Linked DNA regions of Homo sapiens: all the other regions are linked to region 2. The links are chromatin contacts, found by Hi-C or POLR2A ChIA-PET in ENCODE. All regions are on one chromosome and are shown on one strand. The core of a region is the stretch at or near the end of the contact, and the rest is flanking DNA. Distances in the headings are between cores, read along the strand shown.

Region 1 (2,939 bases), core at 218-2,717, 35 kb after region 2:
GAGGGGGTATATCCACCAGTGGGGCAGGGAATCTTGGGGGCCATCTAACATTCTGCCTACCGTAGGCATCAGTGATCTAGAAAGTAGAGAAAGGTTAACTAAATGAATCAACGGGGAAGGCAAGTAGTGGGAGAATTTAGAATGATTAGTACAGGCTTAGAGTACAGGGGTAATTGCCATTCAAATAATCTCTACATGACCGAGGTCTGTCCAACAGCATTCTTGTAATTGAAGGCTAGCTTCAGCTAGGCTCAAGGTTTATCTACAGTAGTTTCACTCTTAAAGCAGCTGTAACCCGTACCCTGCATGCTGCCACGGGGAACATAAATAGGTCCCCTAAAAGCAAGCACAAATAGAAATTGCCTTCAGGGCTGACATGCCTACATTCTATTTCCTTGCTGTTACTAACCTCCTGGAGTTTCTGACCTTATACTAGTCTTGATCTCCAAAACCCAATTGCTGCTTCTCAGATTAACTGATTTACTGGCTTGACACACCACCGTGGCTTTGGCCTGAACTCCCTGGCTTCCAGACCCTTGGCCCTCCTGACTGCAAACAACTGTGGAGCTTCCACCCTTGGCCAGATACTCCTGGGCACAATCCTCATGACTCTCAATCCCTGTTTGGCTGCCCCTGTGACTTGGGGTTCAGGGAAGGAGAGAGTCTGAAGCACCGATTTTCAGGGGGAGGTGAGCTGGTAAAAAAAAAATCATTTATACCATTAGACTTAGTTTTCCTGAATGTAAACTTCAACCCCTGATTATAAGGACTCTGTAAGGCTAATTATTAATTTTAAAGAAGTGCTAATTAGAAATCATGCAATGAATATATTTATCATTTTGATAAAGTTATATCTACATAATTTAAAATTTTACAAAGAAACTCTTCATTAAGTGTTGCATGACATTATTTTAAGAAATTCTATTTCAAAGCTCTACCTGATTCTGAAATGGCCTCTATAGTAACACTTTCTTTTTTTTAAAAAAAATGGTTCTTTCTCACAAGCGAAGAATAAGTGTTTGCATTCTAACTATAATCAGTATTTCAACCGAGTGGAGATATTTTAGTGCCTTCGGTGGGCATTTATCTTCTTGCTATCAGCACAATAGAACAAAAATGTACCCATATTAGCATTAATAATAAAACCAAGTCCATTATGCAGACTTTCTTGTCAGTTAAATTTGTTGCAGGCACAATTTTGGATTCAATTTCATCCATTTGGAAGTACTTTTGCTGTCAAGCAAATTTTTGTTTTATCATTTTAATTTTGGAGGTTTTTTTGCTCTCCTGTGTCTGAATCACCTTTTTAGAGGTTGGAAAATGGTTCTTCCCCACTGATATAGGAAGGAATTGATTTGGCAAACTTAGATATTTTCCCTGCGATGTGAATAGAGTTAATTTTAACAGAGCTGTTTCATTTTAACAGCCTCAACTTGCACAGTGTGTGTCATGCCAAACAGCTTTGTGTATCATCATCGACTGATGTCAGCACAGTTCTAGAAATAGTATTTGATAGTTAACAGCTGCCACAGAGCCAGAAGGGGAACACGAGACATTGTGTTTCAGGAGGGTTCACAAAAACTCGTGGCTATTGTTTTTATTTATTTATTTAATTTCTTGACAACGAAAGAAGAGCTTAAAATACCAAGTGTAGGCTTTTAAAAAAAGACTAATATTCCTCAGTAGGTCAAGTGACTCCTAGAACCTTGATATCATAGGCAATATAAATATTGTGTTCTGAACTACATATTTCCCTAATTTAATACAGCTTTTACTCATTTTACAATCATGTATTTGGTCAACAGGTATAGAGCAAAGGTTTGCCTTTAGACCAAATAGATGGTGAAACCATGTCTTTTTTTTGTTTGTTTTTTTGAGACGAAGTCTCTCTCTCTCACCCAGGCTGGAGTGCAGTGGCGTGATCTCGTCTCACTGCAACCTCTGCCCCCCGGGTGCAATTCTTGCACCTCAGCCTCCCTAGTAGCTGGGATTACAGACATGCACCACCATCCCTGGCTAATTTTTGTATTTTTAGTAGAGATAGGGTTTTGCCATGTTGGCCAGGCTGATCTTGAACTCCTGACCTCAAGTGATCCTCCTGCCTTGGCCTCCCAAAGTGGTGGAGTTATAGGCATGAGCCACCATCCCTGGCCATTTTGTTTTTTGTTTGTTTGTTTGTTTGAGACGAGTCTCACTCTGCGGCCCATGCTAGAGTGCAGTGGCACAATCACAGCTCATTGCAGCCTCAACCTCTCTGGCTCAAGGGATCCTCCCATCTCAGCCTCCTGAGCAGCTGAGACCACAGGCCGGCACCACCATGCCTGGCTAATTATTTTTATTTTTTAGTAGAGATGAGGTCTCACTATGTTGTCCAGGCTGGCCTTGCACCCAAGAGATCCCACCACCTTGGCCTCCCAAAGTGCTGGGATTATAGGCATGAGCCATCACACCCAGCAAAAACTTTTCTTTAAAAAGCCAGATAGTAAATATTGCAGGCTTTGTGGGCCATTTACAATCTCCATTGCAATTATTCAGTTCTGCTGTGGCAGGACTAAAATAGCCATAGACAATATGTACATACATGGGTGTGGCTGTGTTCCAATAAAACTTTATTTACAAAACAGGTGGTGGGCCAGATTTGGCCATGGGCCATACTTTCCCCACTGTTGCTTTGGATCATAAGTGGCAGATGCCACATATTTCCATGCAGCATGTCATAAAGGTGAAAGGTACTGACACACTCTTATAAGCTTGTGAATCAACTTCCACGTGTGCTCCCTGCGGAAACGCAGGCAGCCCTTTAATGGCCACAGAGGGGCACTTAATTATATACATATATGTGCTCTACAACCACGCTAATAATGGTATGAGAGTAACTGAGCAACGGATAAGCTTTTATGAACTGAGAGGATAAAGATCATGATCTCTGGTGTACAATG
Region 2 (2,715 bases), core at 53-2,552:
GCAGGGTGACTTATTAGGAGGTAATTATTATCCTAGTTCAGATGCAGACCTGAAGGAATTCATCGTTGGTGGCTTCAGATGACCCTTCAGTGATCCATGGGTGATGTGTGATGTTACACACACCAAAGGCACCACACAGACACAACTCTCGGAGGAATCCATCAGAAGTGCAATGCCTAGAAAAGAACACAGTGGATAACTACGGGGGGGTCCTGGCTGCCCCTGCAACAGGCTGAGGACAACAGTGTCTTCTGGCCACTTTAACTACCCAGTTGCAGTAGACACAAAGCGGGGTGGCAACCTGGCTCCTTTTGGGGGGATTTCTCATTCCACGCCATGGTCCTGGTGTTGAGTGGGAACAGCAGGATTGAGCCCAGGGTGGGCACTTGACAGCATGCTGGACACTTGACCCCATGCCAGGACAATTAGGGTCCTCTGAAGTTCCCTAACTGAAGCCAGGGGAAGCGAGGATCCTTCTCTTCACTTGGATTGCCAAGCTTGGGTGCCACCAGTAGCCCCATCCTCGGTTTGCAGGCTCAGAAGATGGATAACTACGCAACTATCAGCCCAAGCACAACGTTAAAACACGATGAAAGCCCAGTATAAACTTTGGATTATCCAAACAAACTTTTTTCCCCTCTATCATCATAAACAGTTTAGAATAGGCTGTATATATCGCCACCGTTTATATACACACAGGGATGCACCGAAATCCTCACTGTACTGGGAAGATCCCCGGAACACTCTCCAGCTTTCTAGATATAGGTGGTATCAGGTTATACTGAAAGAAAGATTTTCCACTTGCTTCTTTGTATGCTTCCAATTGCAATAAAATGCCACCCGTCTTCACCCTATGAAGTCACAAGCCTTAACATTCCCCATGAAACCGATAGCCTCACCCTTTCACTAACGCAGGCTTAGGAGATGGTGAAATCACACGTGACTTGGATGTCATTACTTTTACCCACCATTTTATAAGGGATTTATTGCCTCAGCGGTGACAGCACTAAATCAGTCCTATGAATCTATGCTTGTCAAGAGGAATGGACAAAACTCACTTTGATTCCTTTGTCTCTCTGATATCTATCACATTTATTCCTTCGTTGACCAAACCCGGGCTTGCTTTGGCAATAATGGCTAATGGGCGGCATCTCATCCCCGGCTCCTACAGAGCCAGTCATGGAATGGCCCACAGCTTGTGTTTCTCAGACCCCCTTCTCAGTTCTGGCTCAGGCCCTTTAGGAATCATTTATCCTGGGGCCTGACTACCAAGCAGGGCTGCGAAGAAGGCCTTGAGAGGAAAGCGTGGGGCAGAACGCTGCCAAAAAAACAGCCCAATCTGGCTCTCAGCCAACCAGCTGGCTGCTGCGGGAAGGCCTCTCCCAGCCTCTCCAGACCCCCCTTTGTCTCCCTCGGCCTCCCTTTCTCAGCTGTCTCGCCTCAGGTAATCATCCACACTCTGCACTTCCCCAGCTCTTTTTATTCCCGCATTTCAGATCACTTTACACACGTTAATTAAGCCTTAAACCACTCAGGAAAGAAAAGCAAAAGGCGCGTGGGGATGTTTGCACTGCGCCCCTCCCAGCTGCTCTGGCCCCGGAGCAGGCCAGCCGCGAGCCGCCCCACTCCCAGCCCGGGAGGAAGGAGAGCCGCAGAGGCTGCTGGAGACCGGGAGGGCTTCTCCTGCGACACGCAGGGTAGGGGTGTCGAGGGTGGAAACTGACTCCACACATCACAGAACACCCCGTGTCATTGAGAGGCGCATGTCATTGTTACGGGACAACCTCCCACATATGGTCACCCGCTACAGTTGATCCAGATGACCTTTGGAAGGTGGGTCCTGGGCAAGACTGCTGGTGGAAAGAGGCGGTCTCTGCATCACACCTGGATTAGGTGCACTTCAGTCTGTGCCATTGTGGTCGTGATCGTGGGTTTTTGAATCAGAGATGTCTTAGTTCACATCTGGGCTCTGTTGTCTCCCAGCTCAGCTGTCTTCCACATATTGCCTGATATCCCAGGCCCCACGGTCTTATCTGCAAAGTGCATGTGATAGTATCCACTACCCTCCCCCAACCTGGATTTTTGTGGAGGATGAAATTAGATCATGCATGCAAAGTATTGGCACGCCAAGTGGTAGATGTTAGAGCTTGTTTGAGCCATCTTTATGTTTAGTCCCAGCCAGTCTGAATTAATGTAGTTCTGCTATGGCTGCTTGGACCCTCTAGCTCAAATTGGTGCTAAAGTCTCTCATTCACAAGAAATGGTGGGGAACTCCAGATGAAGTCTGTAGTTTAGTTAATCATCTGTATCAGTGGTAATTTTTTAGTTTTGGTAAATGTGTCATGGTTATTTGAGTACTAACATTACAGGAAGTTGGGTGAGTGGTGTGAACTCTTCTGTTTTTGCAACAAATGCTCATCTAATGATAACAATAATCTTATGAAAATACATCAAAATTCGTAATGGCTACACAGCGGGTGTCATACTTCACCTGATATGGTTAGGTTTTGTGTCCCCACCCAAATCTCATCTTGAATTGTAATCCCCATAATCCCCACAATCCCCACGTGTGAAGGGAGAGACCTCAAGATTCAAGGTAATTGAATCATGAGGGCAGTTTACCCCATGCTGTTCTCGTCCTAGTGAGTGAGTTCTCACAAGATTTGATGGTTTTATAAGGGGTTCTTCCGCTTTTACTCGACACTTCTCCTTCCT
Region 3 (2,715 bases), core at 120-2,619, 49 kb before region 2:
CTATGAAAATCAGAATTGCCTTTACAGCTTTAAAAAAAAAATTGTAAATTTCTATTTCTTCTGTATGTTGTGCCTTTATAGGAAAGGAAGGGTGTACTGGAACTCTAAAACACTCTACTGCTACCCCACCAGCTGATCGGTATGCAAACAAGGCCAGCGGGAAGCTGAAGCAGATGAGATCAGGTAAGAAAATCACGAAGTGCTCTAAGCCAAAGTGAGGTGTTGAGAGCAAGGTTGTCTATACTGACTCTGATGAAAGCTAACTCAGACTCAAAGTTTCTCCTTCATAAACTGCAATCATCCTTCCTCCTCTATTTTCCCTGACAAAATCCTCACCTTTCTGCCAACCCACGAAGGGGACCCCCAAGCGACACTGACTCTAGAAGATCATAGTTAAGATCACTCTAAGATGACCTTGAAGGACCTTGCTATCTGGGTAGGCTCACAGGTCAGCTGGTGACCAAGCACTTGACCCTTGAGATTCATGATAGAGATGGCAGAAAGGAAATTGGGAGGTCGTTTTGGGTCAGTAAACCCTGGCTGGGGTGGGGATGATAGGGAGAAGGGATAAACACTATAATAAACTCAAGCGACGGGGGCTGGACAAACTGCCCACTCCCTGCTTTTACCAAAGGCAGGTCCTCTCCAATGCTGGTGAATTCTCTGCAAAGCAAAAACCCAGTCTGCAACTCATTGTTATAGCCAAACACAAAGCACAGCTCCAGAGCACAAAAACCACCAAGTATGTACAAGTCAGCATTTTGGAAGCAGAAGGAGCTGCCACGCTCGGGCCCTTGGAGGCTGCTTAGGGGAAGCTCTTTCCCTCTCTCGTGGCATCTCTTGAATCAAAATTCAACTTAGCTCCCAAATCAGAGGATACCGATGGTCTCTAACAACTGTTTCTTATTTAGGTTTGATAACCCCAGTTCACGCTTTTGTCTACTTTGGGAAGCACTAGGCAAAGTCGTGGCCATGTGATTGGCTCCCAATGCTGGGCTGGGGCTGGCAACCGCCCTCCGGCCTCCACGCAGCGCCTGTGAAACTCTTCATTCAGCAGAACTGGGGACCAGATGCCTCTATGCCCCACCGATAAACTCCTCGCTCTGAAGTTAGGCTAAGCAGAAGAATCAGGTCTTTGATTTTTGCACAAGGTCTCACGGAAGCAAATTCCATCGCTGACATCGTAAGTGACTTGTTTTCAGCTGTTCCTGACACCTCTGATGGCTCCCAAGTTTATTTTCCAGAGACACCCATCTTAGGCAATTCTGGGAGCCCCAGGGGGAAAATGTTAGAAATATCAAAACAGCCACGTGCTCTAGCATTTAGCACATTGTAGAACAATATAAATTTAGTGCATTTAGACCACTTTATATTAACTAATTTAGAAAACGTTGCTTTCGCAGACTTCGCCGGGTGCCTTTCACTGCCAAACTAAATACTCCACTTTAAAATACGCCCCTGCGTACTCATGTGATTTCTCCTTTTAGGCTAGGAATGTAATGTTGACATAAATGTCAAATAAAATTAATGAGAGAATGGGCCCTCAAATGGTGCTCCTGTGAAGGGAATTTGTTAGACTGGGACCTTTGAGCCCAAATGTATATATAATTATATAACACTCAGACAAGGAAGGAATCTGAATGTTAAGCTTTAGCAAATGTATCACCTTTGTCAGAAATGCTGTTACCTACAAAAAAAAAAAAACCCAAAACAAAACAAAACAGGTTGCAAGTAAATTAAGATGAAAATACCATCAGATTAGAAGTCTGTCACGGCAAGCTACTGCAGAATTAGAAGGGTGGCCCATCTGCTGGGTATCCAATCCTTCCCTTATCTGTATAGAATTCGGATCAGATGTCTTCTGTTCCCCGAACACTTCCGCTGTTGACTTTGCAAATGGACCTCCTCCCGCCCAACCCAGCTCCTTCCCTCCCTCCTCCGTCTCTCCCAACTGGCCACTTAGGAAGAGTAAAAATGGCAATTAGAACAGGAGCAGCTATTTTCACTCAGTAGTCAAAGAATTGGATACTAGCACAGTGGCTGCCTCCATCCGTATGCTGATACATAACTACTTTGTCTTGTATTTGTAGTCTCAAAAATCTTCCCTAAGTATAGTAGAATCAGAGAAAATCGCTCTAATCATTGAAAAGCGCCCTGTGCTGAGTAAAGCAGCCAGTCTTCTCTTGTCACCGTAAAAGGCTGGGAGTAAAATTTCCCATAAACACAGGGGAAACCTACATTTACTCACATGCCAAGGAAAATGGCACGGAAGACCCACGTGTAGCCACAGCAGAGTCTATGCAGAGGGCCTGCAAATGCCTGGGGTGCGAGTGAATGCCTGGAGGGGCGGAGTTTCCAAGATAACAGCTATTGTGTTTTCTTTTTCACACTTCAGAAGAGAATCCTAAGGACTAGACTCCGCTCAGTGCATTCCTTTTTCATACACTGATCTCAAGTACAATCACATAATTTTGAAAATCCATGTAGTCCTCCATAAATAAAATTATAAGGATAGGTTTCTATTTCCTTCCGATTACCTAGATACCTCCGTCTTCTGGAAAACCCCAAAAAGACCAGTAGACGAATCAGGAAGGTCCTAGGAGTGATTCCTCCAATGGCAGGAATCATAAAGGAATAAAAAACCTGCAAATTCATGGCAAATGATGTCAGGATGAAATGATGCCACACATCTTTACAAAGTTCACAAAATCCATA

The links. A loop is a pair of places that touch in the nucleus more often than their neighbours do. ChIA-PET counts read pairs that join two places held with the same protein, here RNA polymerase II (POLR2A). Pooled maps may share reads with other maps.
Region 1: a loop to region 2 is called in a map of gastrocnemius medialis, with 5 times the contacts of the local background. The contact joins two enhancer-like sites. A Hi-C loop is called at or near these places in 11 of 168 maps with a recorded cell type or tissue (CD4-positive, alpha-beta T cell, CD4-positive, alpha-beta memory T cell, CD8-positive, alpha-beta T cell and 7 more), 19 of 37 single-sample maps with no recorded cell type and 22 of 50 pooled maps. POLR2A ChIA-PET finds 5 or more read pairs at or near these places in 23 of 52 experiments (BJ, CD4-positive, alpha-beta T cell, CD4-positive, alpha-beta memory T cell and 16 more).
Region 3: a map of CD4-positive, alpha-beta T cell shows a loop between it and region 2 (1.8-fold over the local background). The contact joins the promoter of FOXN3-AS2 here to the enhancer-like site in region 2. A Hi-C loop is called at or near these places in 14 of 168 maps with a recorded cell type or tissue (CD14-positive monocyte, CD4-positive, alpha-beta T cell, Right ventricle myocardium inferior and 7 more), 2 of 37 single-sample maps with no recorded cell type and 16 of 50 pooled maps. POLR2A ChIA-PET finds 5 or more read pairs at or near these places in 9 of 52 experiments (CD4-positive, alpha-beta T cell, CD8-positive, alpha-beta T cell, HEK293 and 5 more).

The regions. Positions count from the first base shown.
Region 1 is chr14:89,658,929-89,661,867 of GRCh38, forward strand. No RefSeq gene overlaps it. Among named protein-coding and RNA genes, the nearest start is that of FOXN3-AS2, 84 kb to the left of the region's middle. RefSeq lists an enhancer at 282-391. Within about 2 kb of position 1,468, at least 4 of the 41 ENCODE cell types and tissues checked have a DNase peak (open chromatin) inside an H3K27ac peak, as active enhancers do; they include gastrocnemius medialis and heart right ventricle, where a contact is called at or near this core.
Region 2 is chr14:89,624,014-89,626,728 of GRCh38, forward strand. All of the region lies in intron 1 of LOC105370617 (a long non-coding RNA gene), which reads left to right. Among named protein-coding and RNA genes, the nearest start is that of FOXN3-AS2, 49 kb to the left of the region's middle. RefSeq lists an enhancer at 1,532-2,105. Within about 2 kb of position 1,303, at least 10 of the 41 ENCODE cell types and tissues checked have a DNase peak (open chromatin) inside an H3K27ac peak, as active enhancers do; they include CD4-positive, alpha-beta T cell, CD8-positive, alpha-beta T cell, gastrocnemius medialis and 3 more, where a contact is called at or near this core.
Region 3 is chr14:89,574,847-89,577,561 of GRCh38, forward strand. FOXN3-AS2 (FOXN3 antisense RNA 2) reads left to right here and starts at 1,370. Exons shown (of 1, transcript NR_024620.1): 1 at 1,370-2,631. It also overlaps a transcript of FOXN3 not described here.